2 separate regions of the Homo sapiens genome follow, and region 2 is linked to region 1. A link is an interaction called in ENCODE POLR2A ChIA-PET data of the cell type or tissue named here. Cell type or tissue: HepG2. All regions are shown on one strand. Each heading gives the region's core, and the rest is flanking DNA. Links, peaks and the distances in the headings are about the cores only. Region 1 has its middle 320 kb from the start of RPS6KC1. Region 2 overlaps PROX1 (prospero homeobox 1).

The links. ChIA-PET counts read pairs that join two places held together with the same protein. Peaks named below come from ENCODE experiments on the same cell type or tissue, not always from the same donor. Only the 100,000 strongest peaks of a DNase experiment are listed, where the experiment ranks them.
Region 2: POLR2A ChIA-PET joins it to region 1 with 11 read pairs; 2 of 35 experiments call an interaction of 5 or more read pairs at or near these places.

What each region holds. Positions count from the first base shown.
Region 1 is chr1:213,369,359-213,374,742 of GRCh38, forward strand. It overlaps a transcript of RPS6KC1 not described here. Among named protein-coding and RNA genes, the nearest start is that of RPS6KC1, 320 kb to the left of the region's middle. RefSeq lists enhancers at 2,387-2,913, 2,914-3,438. In HepG2, for the core only: a CTCF peak has its summit at 5,133 (motif pointing right); DNase peaks (open chromatin) are centred at 3,013 and 5,143; H3K4me3 peaks cover 989 bases.
Region 2 is chr1:214,026,036-214,031,419 of GRCh38, forward strand. All of the region lies in intron 4 of PROX1 (prospero homeobox 1), which reads left to right. Among named protein-coding and RNA genes, the nearest start is that of PROX1, 41 kb to the left of the region's middle. RefSeq lists an enhancer at 3,943-4,838. In HepG2, for the core only: no CTCF peak of the experiment used is centred there; DNase peaks (open chromatin) are centred at 1,256, 1,666, 2,026 and 3,056.

The DNA of each region.
Region 1 (5,384 bases), core at 192-5,191:
TACCTAGAGTAGGAGATGGACACAAGAATATTCTAGCCCCTGACAGCTACCAAAGACCCCTGGCCCTATGGGGCCAAAGTCCTGGGGGTGGGAAGGGCACTGAATGGGAATGGAAAGGATGTCACAGAGAAATGCAGCCAAGCTCGCAATTCCACTAAAGGCTGGTGCAGCCTAGCATGCCGGGATACTGGGATGTGTTTCTCAGTGAAACCCATTCTTTAGGGCTGAACCTGCGTGGTGTCAGTGAAGTGGAATTTGATCCATGTAGACAGCTGATCTGGACATTTTTGGCCTGGATTATTTGTTTGGCTGTCTCCACTGATCAAATTAACTGGATAATTGCCAAATATCTTCTCAGTTGTGCTCCCCTAGGCAGCTGGTGTGGCCAGCAGGATGGGGAGGGAACCTCCAAGGACAAGTCAGATTAGAGAATTAGCACATATTTTCGACCTGGTCGACCCAGGGAACTGTCCATTTAATCAGGGTGAGAATTGAGGGCCTGGGTTCGGGGGAAGTGAGAGCTTCAGCCCTCCTGGCTTTATAGGCAGGAAGATGCCACAGTGGTCCAGCCTGCAATTTTCCTCAAGAAACCCTCTAGGCCAGCGTGTAAGATGGTGCCAAATCTGTCTAGGAGAGCTGCCCTAATTCTGCTCTCACTCACTATGGTGCCTGTGTTGAGGACATAGGATGGTCTTATCTCGAAGCAATTGCAATGTAGGAAGATGAATTTCTAACCTCCAGGGCCAAGAAAAGCTCAAAAAGATGCTGTGCAAAAGACAGGGAAAGAGCTCTTCTTTCTCTTACCTCCTTCTCAGGGGTGGTGGGACCCCAGGCTCTTGCTTGTACTAAGACAGTTTGGACCTTACCTGCTTCTCTGTTATTTTATTTTATTTATTTTATTTTATTTTATTTTATTTTATTTTATTTTTTTTGCATGTATCTTGTCTCCACAACCAGGATACATCTTTAAGAACATGATTTTTTATGGGTCTCCTCAGCACCTGGTGGAATGTCTGGCACATAATTAGTGCTCAGTAAGCTGGCTGGCCAACTGCTTGATTCAATAAGATTTGTTGGGCACTTACAGGCTTGTGCACTTCGGGATGTATGAAATAGTCAAGCCTAAACTGAGAGCCCCCAGTTTCATGGGGCAACACATGACCACACTGCAGCATGGGAAGAGAGAGAATAGCTTTCAATGGAAGAGGTATGGGGGTATTAAATGGGGTTGGAGGCCAACATGCTCTTACTGAGCCAGAGCCCTGAGAGGGCCGAGGAAACAAGGGAAGTGTTATTAGTCCCATTCAATAGATGAGCAAACTGAGGTTCGAAGAGATGAAATGACTGACTTGCTCAAGGTCTTGCTGCTAGCGCGAGTTGGAGCCAGGATGTAAACTCAAGTTTGCTGACCCTCTTTGTAGAGAGACTCTACTCTAGATGGGCCCTCTTCTAATGCATTTCATCTTGGCCTTTGGGGTGGGGGACAGGGCAGTGGCATTGAGTACCAGAATGGGGCAGAGATGTCAAACTCGTGCCCCATGACCTGAAGCAGTCTGCAGATGGGTTTGTTAGATTCATACAGTGTGGTTATTTTTAATTGTAGTAAAATACACATAACATTGATCTCTTTAACTGTTTTTAAGTGCACCGTTCAATAGAGTTAAGTACATTCACAAGGTTGTGCAGCCAATCTCCAGAACTTTCCTTCTTGCACAACTGCAACTATACCCATTAAACAACAACTCCCCCTTGCTCCTTACCCCCAGCCCCTGTCAACTGTCCTTCTACCTGCTGGCCCTGTGAATTTGACCACTCTAGGTACCTCCCGTAGAGTAGGAGCCAGAGTATTTGTCTTTTTGTGTCTGGCTTATTTCACTTACTATGATGTCCTCAAGGCTCATCCTGTTGTTGCATGTCAAAATTTCCTTCCTTTTTAAGGCTGAATAATATTCCACTGTTATGTAGACACCACATTTTGTTGATCCGTTCATTTGTCAATGGGACTTTTTGGCAGCTTCCATCTTTTGGCTGCTGTGATGAACATGGGTGTGCAAATATCTGCTCGAGTCCCTGTTTTTAATTCTTTTGGGTGTATACCCAAAAGTGGAATTGCTGAATCATCTGATAACTGTATGTTGAATATTTTGAGAAATTGCCATGCTGTTTTCCATAGTGGCTGAGCCACTTTACGTTCCCACCAACAGTGCACAAGGATTCTAATTTCTCCACATCTTCTTGTTACTTTCTGGTTGTTGTTGTTTGGTTTTTGTTTTTAATAGTGGCTATCCTAGTGGTTGGCAAATATTTAAAAATGAAGATATTTTACATAATGATTCAGATCTCTGGCTTTCACTTTACAAAATAAGAAACCCTGCCACTTCTGCATAACATAAACCTGCTGGGCCAAGGCAGTGGCCTGCACTGAAATGGGGCACAGGCTTTCCGGTTAGCTGCCGAGCACACTGACCTCCTCCACTCCTGACCTCACCTCTCCAGGCATTTGAACTTGTGAGTCTGGGGGAGGGGGACCAGAATGCCCACTCCCTGCTCGCCATCATCCTGGAGGGTCTTCATGAACATACTCCAGTAGTCACAGGACTGGACAGGAGTCAGAAATCTTGAGCTGTCTGTCATTCCACCTCTGTGAGTTTGGGCAAATCACTTCACCTCTTCCTTACTGCAAAATGGAGTCCTGCCATCTTTGCTGTGCAGCTCCCAGGAATTCTGTTGTAATGGAGACAGGCAGCGGAAGTGGAAGCTCTTCATAAACTGTTGACTGAAAATAAAGGATAGGCTGCTTGTTGTGATGAATGAATGGGTGGGACCTGTGCAGGTGGGTGCTGCTGAGAGAGGGGTGTCTGCCTGCACCACTTGGGCCGCGGCCTCCAGCCCACCTTCTAACAGGGCACCTGAAAATGGTTGTTGACAAGCATAAGCTCAGCTTCTGGGCAAATGCCCCTAATGTTTGCCTTCAGATCTATTGAGAAACCACCTATCAGGCAGGAATGCAGGTGCAGGAGGCTCCCTGAGGCCTTTGTCAACAGGCCCTTTGGTCCTGCACATAGATAGGCCTGGCCTTACGGGATTGGGCATCTGCGTGTGGCCCATCCTGTCGAGGGGGAGCAGGCTGGGTGTCTGCCCGTCTACCCTAGCTTTTTTCTGTGTGAGTTCAGCAGCAATTGCCCTCTAACCATTTCTGTTGAACTCCCTCTCTTGGGAACTTCGCTTTGTCATTTAAAATAGTTTGGGAACTTCAGATTTAGCCCAGTGTCAGAGCAGTTTATTTGGTCTGTAGGCATTTTTGTTTTTAAAATTCATGACAAGTTCCGTGCAACATGTTTTATTATATTTTCACCACCTGTTCTACCTTGGGGGTGGTATTAAAATCTGGGACCATCCATCTATCGCTCTTTTTTTTTAAGTTTCCTTATTTGCCATTTATATGTGTCTTGCAAACACACACATGCACACACAATGTGAATTTAAATATAGAAGGATAGATATACAAATACATACATATTTAATATATATAAATAAATATCTGTATTCCCCTCTCTCCTCTTGTTGCTTGATTGGCTTTAAACTGTGGTTGTAATGTTGAAGGTGTATGTTTGACAAGCTAATTGTGGAGTTTTAAATGATAAATTTGTAAAACAAATAAATACTTAGAAAATCCTTTGCCAGTGTGAAGTGCTATCTCTGTGAACATTAATAGCGAAAAAATTATCACAATATCTAATCCTCTAACGAAAAAGCATTTGAAAACTTTACAGCTTCTTTCAGCTTCCACTGAGGTCAAAAAGGAGGGGTAGCATGCCCATTTTTACAGATGGAAAAATCAAGTCTTTACACAGATATTTAAGAAGGGTAGCTGGAGGGCCAGTGTTGGAATTGGGGGCCCATCCTTAAATCCTGACATCCATACAACTATCTGTTCATTTCTCTATGTTAATTAGGACAAGGGACCAGGACATATTTAGAGCACTACGTGCTATTTCCTTTCTCTAAAAATCCAAGTACGGCACGATGCATTTGGGTTTAATGATGTTCTTATTTCAGCCCTTGGATCCAGCTGTTCCTGAAGCCTACATTTTTCAGTTATGTATGTCAATAAACTACTTTTGGGTTTCTTTTACATGAAATAAAAAATAAAAAATCAGAACAAAACAACAAAAAAAGAAAACCCATCCATAAGTAACCTATGCTGCCAGAATTAAGGTTTACAACATATTATGTATTTGACAATTTAAAAAAATGGGAGGGGGCATATTATCATCTCCATTTCTTAACAGATATAAAACCAGATATCCATACAGAATATCCTATTGCTTATAAAAGCAGGCCAACAAGTATTTAGGGCTCAAAAGCAAGCTTCTCTTAGAAGAAATAAAAAAGTAGCCTATTGCACCTTCCCATAATATCATTGGAAAATATGTATCTGGATCTTTAACACGATGCCCTATCACATCCTCTTTGCTGATAATTTCAAGAAGGATCTGTTTGTGGCATTTAGACAGTGAATTTCCCTTTATCGCCACCGAAACCAGAAGCTTCCCAAGGGCAGTGAGGGAGACCTCTGTATCCTTTGAAGGCTCCTGCTTTTCTTGTTTCATAGAGAGGTAATCTGTAGTATTCCTGACTGGTAATATAGGGAATAAGAGTGGCATGTATAAGTAGAATTTGCAGAATAACATCCTGGAGCAAACATAAAGCCAGGATCTTGTAATGGTTAAGAGCATGGGCCTTGGTGTCATGTGAACCTAACTGAAGCAAGTTATTTGACCACCTCATGTATCAATTTCTCTATTTATAAATGCTAATACTATGGTTGATAGTAAATGCTCAATAAATGATAGTTATCCTATTATTTCACAAAAGTTCAATCAAATAAATCTGGATCAGTGAGATTCACAGTGTTCATTAGTATATTTAAAGAATTGAAGACGTCCTCCACTAAAGCAAACTGATAACTTTTATTTATCCCAGTGTTTTCAAATCTCACTTAACATACAATACTTTTCTCTTAGGCTATTTTTCTGCAGAACTAAGGTCCAATGGAACACACTTTGAGAAACCCCAGGGGTTGTACCCTGTAGTAATTGAGGGGGATTCATTAGGCCACCACTAGGGGGTGCGCCAGCCAAGTTTTCTGATTCTCGGTGAGAAAAGAGGGTTTGCTCTGGGCTTCCAAAGAATAGAGGTTTTGAAAGCTTCAGTGGAGAGGGAGGGCATGCCAGGAGAGACCAAAATTCCAAAATGGCAATGACTTTGAGAAGCAAGGGAAGAAAAGAGACGTGATCACACCACGTGGAAAGGTGGTAGAAGTTTTCCTGCCCTTTCTGTTGAGATGTACAAATGGCTGACCTTCGGATAATGAATCACTA
Region 2 (5,384 bases), core at 151-5,150, 660 kb after region 1:
CACAGTGCTTCCAGTTGTTTTTAAGATCTTAACAGTATCTGTGTAGTATCTCAGGGGGAGAGAATGAGGTATTAGGTTTTAGTTTTTGATGCTTTTTCCTTGATTTTGCTTGCATATTTGTTTGTTTGTTTAAACTTGGAATCACTTTTTAAGACCTATGCAGAGTTTGGGAGAGAAGGAAAATTTGCTTCATCGCGACCAATAATGTGACAATTATGTTTCCTAACACGTATAATACCAAGACCTCCATGTGTGAGCAAATAAACTAGCCACTTAAAGCACGTTCACTGACCAAATTTCAGCCCCACGAAATAATTTTGACAGTCTCTCATAGACATTTGTCATTCTGCTCCTAGCAAGCTAGTACTATCTTCTACTGGGGCTATGGAAGAGATGGTTTTACTTACCTTGATCTCTACATGCAGAATTGCCAATGGAATACTTACATAATTTAAAATGTATGCACAATTTATTAAACGTAGAATAGAAGATGTTAAGACATCCTTTTCTATTACCTGAAAGTCACAATTATTCGAAATGCTCAAATCTAGAACATTGTTGATAATTATATAATATTTTAACAACACATATGTTATCAACATCATAATGCTGTAGAAATTTTATTGTGAATTTTGTATTTTCTAAATACTCTTAAAAGACAAAGACTCAAATTCAGGTAGAAAAACAAAGAAGATACTCAGGGTGTATCTCTGCCCTTCATTCATTGCTGTGGTCAGAGAAGTCTGTGTGAGGGGTTTGGCCGGTAGCAGCCCCCCAGATCCGTACACTGCAGACCAAAATTCAGCTCCTGTGATGCTTTTCCATGGAGTTTCCCTGTCAATTCAAGGTAGATCCTCAACCTCCCTCCTTGGCAGTTTGCATGTGACTGTTCATTCTTTTTATTACATTTCCTCCAGGGGGCCATTTTCACCATGTCATATCTGTTTGCTATCAGCATTTATAAGGGCTGGTGTGGCATTGGAGGATGTCAAGTGGTCTGACTTGGAAGTGTACTGCCACAAACTCCATGTAGGTGACAGGAGGAGAGACCTGCTTTCCCGTTGCCACTTTTTGGATTATCCCTGCAACTCTTTCCGTCTGGCTGACAAAAACCTTGGGGCTATTGGGTGGCTCATCACTTCTGCTCCTTCTCTAGCCTTTCCCTGGGTTTGCTTCCCCCAACCCCCACACCCCCTCGCACATTAACATGACATTGCCTGGTGAGCACAGAAGAGAGCAGCTTCCACCAGCTGAAACCTCTGATCTCAAACTCACTAGAGAGTTTGGCTTCGGGATTTTGGCAAGAAGGCCGATTGCCCATCAGGTCAGCATGAATAAAGATTTCTTTCTTCCCTTCTTTTTTAAAGTCAAGCATCAACCGAAACTGCTCCCAAAGCTCTGTCTCTCAAGACAATTTAACCCCTTTCACCTAAGTACATTTTCTATTTTGAATGCATGGTACTTTGTTTTATTCTTTTCCTGTGAGATGACCAAGAAATCTACTATATGTAAAATTTGAAAGCCAAGTCAATTCTAAACCAGGCTTATCATTTTTAAAGTATGTTTATCCAGCTTTGTAGTAGGAACAAGCAGACTGTTTGAAGGCCACATACTTTTCAAACCCTGGTTGCAACACGTCTGCCCCGTTTTGAAACTGTCTTTATCTAGCCGAGAAAACGAAAATCTATTTGACAAAGTGGCACTCTGGCCAGTTTATCTTGCAATATGGCTTTAGCTCACTGAGTCTATTGATTTCCTTAAATTAATGTTTACAGAATGCTACTGAATTTTGCTCAACAGAACATTGTTCTTTCGAAGCTTTATATATATATATATATAAAAGAGATACAGACTGTTATTGCCATGTGTTCCTTTGTTTAGACCAAGGAAACATAGTTTTTAGGTTTTTTTTTTTCTTAAGACAGCCTTGAACTATAGCCACTTCCTACAAGCATTTACTTTTCACATATTTAAACAGCAAAACATGTAACTAGAAAGTGGGCCCAAACTGCATGGGTATTAGACGAATCTAATCCTCAGTGTTCCTGAAAGCTGAATGCCACCTGGAGCATCAGAGGGAGAAAGCCTTTAGTCCTAAGCCCAGATGTTGCTGGAGAACCTTCCTCTGCCTCATTTGGGGTAACTCGGCAGGCACCCGAAAGCAACTTCACAGCCAGTGCTCCTGGATCCTGCTAGTTTTTCCAAACACAAGCATCCTAATAAAATTCAAACACCATTTAGCTGTTTGGGAACTCTAAATATAACATCTTGCCCTTTGACCACGGTGCTCAGTGTTCAATACACAAAACCTAATCTCTAAAGATGATTTTAAAACTGACCTTCCCAGAGAAGTACACGTATCCATTCAGCTACGAACAGTGCAGAAAACAGGATTTTGACTCATAATTATGAAATGGCCAAAATAAAACTTAGGGAACACAAAGCAACTTTTCTCAACCGGTTGACTCAGCCAACAAACTCACCCAAGCGAACCTCCTCAGAGCACCTCTCAAAACGATGCTTTGCAGACATTTATTAATCACAGTGAATGCTTCCCAGGAATTAGGGCTCCTCTTTAAAATCTCAAACTTGTAAACCACCTTATATTTGGATGATATTTTATGCTTCCCAAAGTGCATTCATGTTTTCTTTTCCATTTGATCCTCCCCTGGAATGAGAGGGCACTGGAATAGAATCTCAGGATTCACTGTGTATAGCATCCTGCACCATTCCTTCTCTTCTGGAGGGCCTGTTAGTCCCCGGCTGTACACACAGGATAAATGCATGCATGACTGCAAAGGGAGACCCTTAGTAACCACATCTTGTGACCATATTTTACAGCTCCATGATTCCTCTTTTCAGCCTCTGGCAGGAGAGTTTAGTGTGAGTGAGACAGTGAAGAGGAGCAGCAATAACGTATCTGTTCTTGGCTTTTCATCTGATAATCTCTATGAGGAGTTACTAAAGCATCTGAGTTTATCCATTTAAGTCCACTCTGTCTGCAGTGTAAGTCCCCAGCTTGTGCCACTGCTGTCAGGAGATGAGTCTCTCCTTGATCGATATTTACTTAACAAACAGCAGGGATGGGAGAGTTTGTTTAGAGGAATCATGTGCACTCTAGGGTGAATGAATGCTCGGGAAAGTACTTCAACTATTTGTCTCCTTCCCTAAGATTTTTGTGTACGTGTGTGTGCACACACGTGTGCAGATGCCCATTCTCTTTTTAACTTCTCCAAAGACACTTCGAAGTCATCTAGAAAAATACCTCGCTATGTATGATTGGTACATCATTATACCGTTAAGGAGCTAATGATGCAGATGCAGTTTTTCTAACCCAGCAAAGTTTGGTTCTTCTTTTGTGCTCTTATATAGAGCACAAAAGAGACTCTTAGGATAAACTAAATGCACAAGCATCTACCTTTGACCCCTTTCAGATGAGTGGAAGGGAAGAAAATACGGATGGAAACAATAAAAGCAGTTTGACAAGGCAGCTCTTCACTATGTATTTTTGATGGCATTACCTATATATTTTTAAAGGCCCACAGGGACAAAAAGTAACTTTCTCCAATTTTTCAGAGCTGCTTCAGCATTAGATATATTTAACTCTACTACTGTATATGAATTCCACGGTGTGAAAATTGAGAGAGCACTGTTCTTTCGAGTTCCCTGAAACAATTGCTTGAAGGCTCAAGTCAGCCTCTTGAATGCAGTTGACTTGGAGGCATCTGGGGCTAGATCGAGGGGTTTTGTTTCTGGGTGTGGGGAGAGGCTGGGGGGTGGCTGGGGAGTTATTTATTTATTTGATTTTGTGAATCGGAGTTGTAAAAGCCATCTGAAATATTCATGCAGAATAGTCTGAGAAGCCCGTTTCTGTTTTATTTACCGCACAGTAGAACAGCCACAGCGGATTAGTTCTACAATACCCGTAACAAAAGCCCAACAGCTGATGCATGTGATGTTAGGAGGTGACAAAACAGTTAAAGTATGCTGCTGGCTACAGGCAAGCAGTCAGCAGATGCAGACAAAAGGGTTTGTGACAAGAATAACTCTCTCTCCAAGGCGAGCAGTGAAGAGTATCCAAAATACCAGTACCCTTTTCTCCTTGACATTGTCTTCTTACAGTCAGCATTTTATTGCCCTTTTATAGTATAAAAAAAAATGGAGGAGGAAGAAGAAGGAAAACCCACACACAAACTAATTCACCAAAATACTAGGCAGGATTGTACTTTCCCATTCGCTAGCCATGCCTGCCAGTACACGTGTCCTTTTCCATTTCTCCATCGAAGCAAGTTTGAAAAAAAAAATTAGCTTAAAAGATCAGCTATAAAGATGATTTCCCTTGAAAAGTTTGTAATCTATTGATAGGCTTGATAGGCCATTGGAGCCTTTGGTTACGGGTTGGGGGGTGGGTGGCCAGGGAAAGAAGTCGATGCCTGGTTTGTTTTCTGTCCATTTCAGTGAAGATCATTTCAGTGATGAAATGAGGCCAGAGGGCCAATTTTTAAAGGGGATTGAGGAGGGAGGAGTGTCCATGGAGAACTGAGCAAGGGGCAAGGTTTAGGTCCCCCGCAAGAGGCTGATGAATGAGCTTACGGACGGTTCAGAGGTGTGAAAAATGAGCTTCTCTGTCTCCAGAAAATAGGAGAGGCTGTCTTCTTTTTAACCTTTGTAATTCCCCTTCTATTCTCTGTGACATTCATTCAGCTGCCAAGAGCGTTTGGCAAGGTTTGGGCCAGCGAGCACACTTCCAGTGACCGCTAACCTTGGTATGTCCTGACACTTATGATGAGTATCTGCAGGACACAGAAGGCAGGCAGCCTGCTATGTCAGGCTTTTATTATGTACTGCAGAGGCTAGGGACAGTCAGTTTAATAAAACAAATCATCCTTGAAGGTAAAGCAACTGGGAAGAGGAGGAAGACAGGAGAAAAATGTGTCTTTGCCACTCATTCCGATGGAAAAAAAAAAGAACAGCAAAACAACCACCCACCCAACACACCGTGTGTGTGTGTGTGTGTGTGTGTGTGTGTGTGCGCGCGCGCGCATTCGCGCACGCACACACACGCGCAACCCAGCTGTGGACTGGGCAGACTTGAAAACCTCCTCTCATTTTCTGCATTTCATGGAAGCCCAGAAGGCTCTTGTTTGCTCTGAGGAGACTCAAGTCTGTGATGAAATTGGTAGAAGCTGATAGCCAACCCCCTTCAAATTTATGCATATCTTCAAGTACCTCATTACTTTATATTCTTCTCCAAATATCAAGGCAAGACCATCTGGGGTGACGTTCCTATATTGGGATGCCTTTTTATCAAAACAAAGTTTCCACTCTCCTCTCCTGAGGAACGCTGGGCAAAGCAGCTCCCACAATAGCCTCAGAGTTCCAGC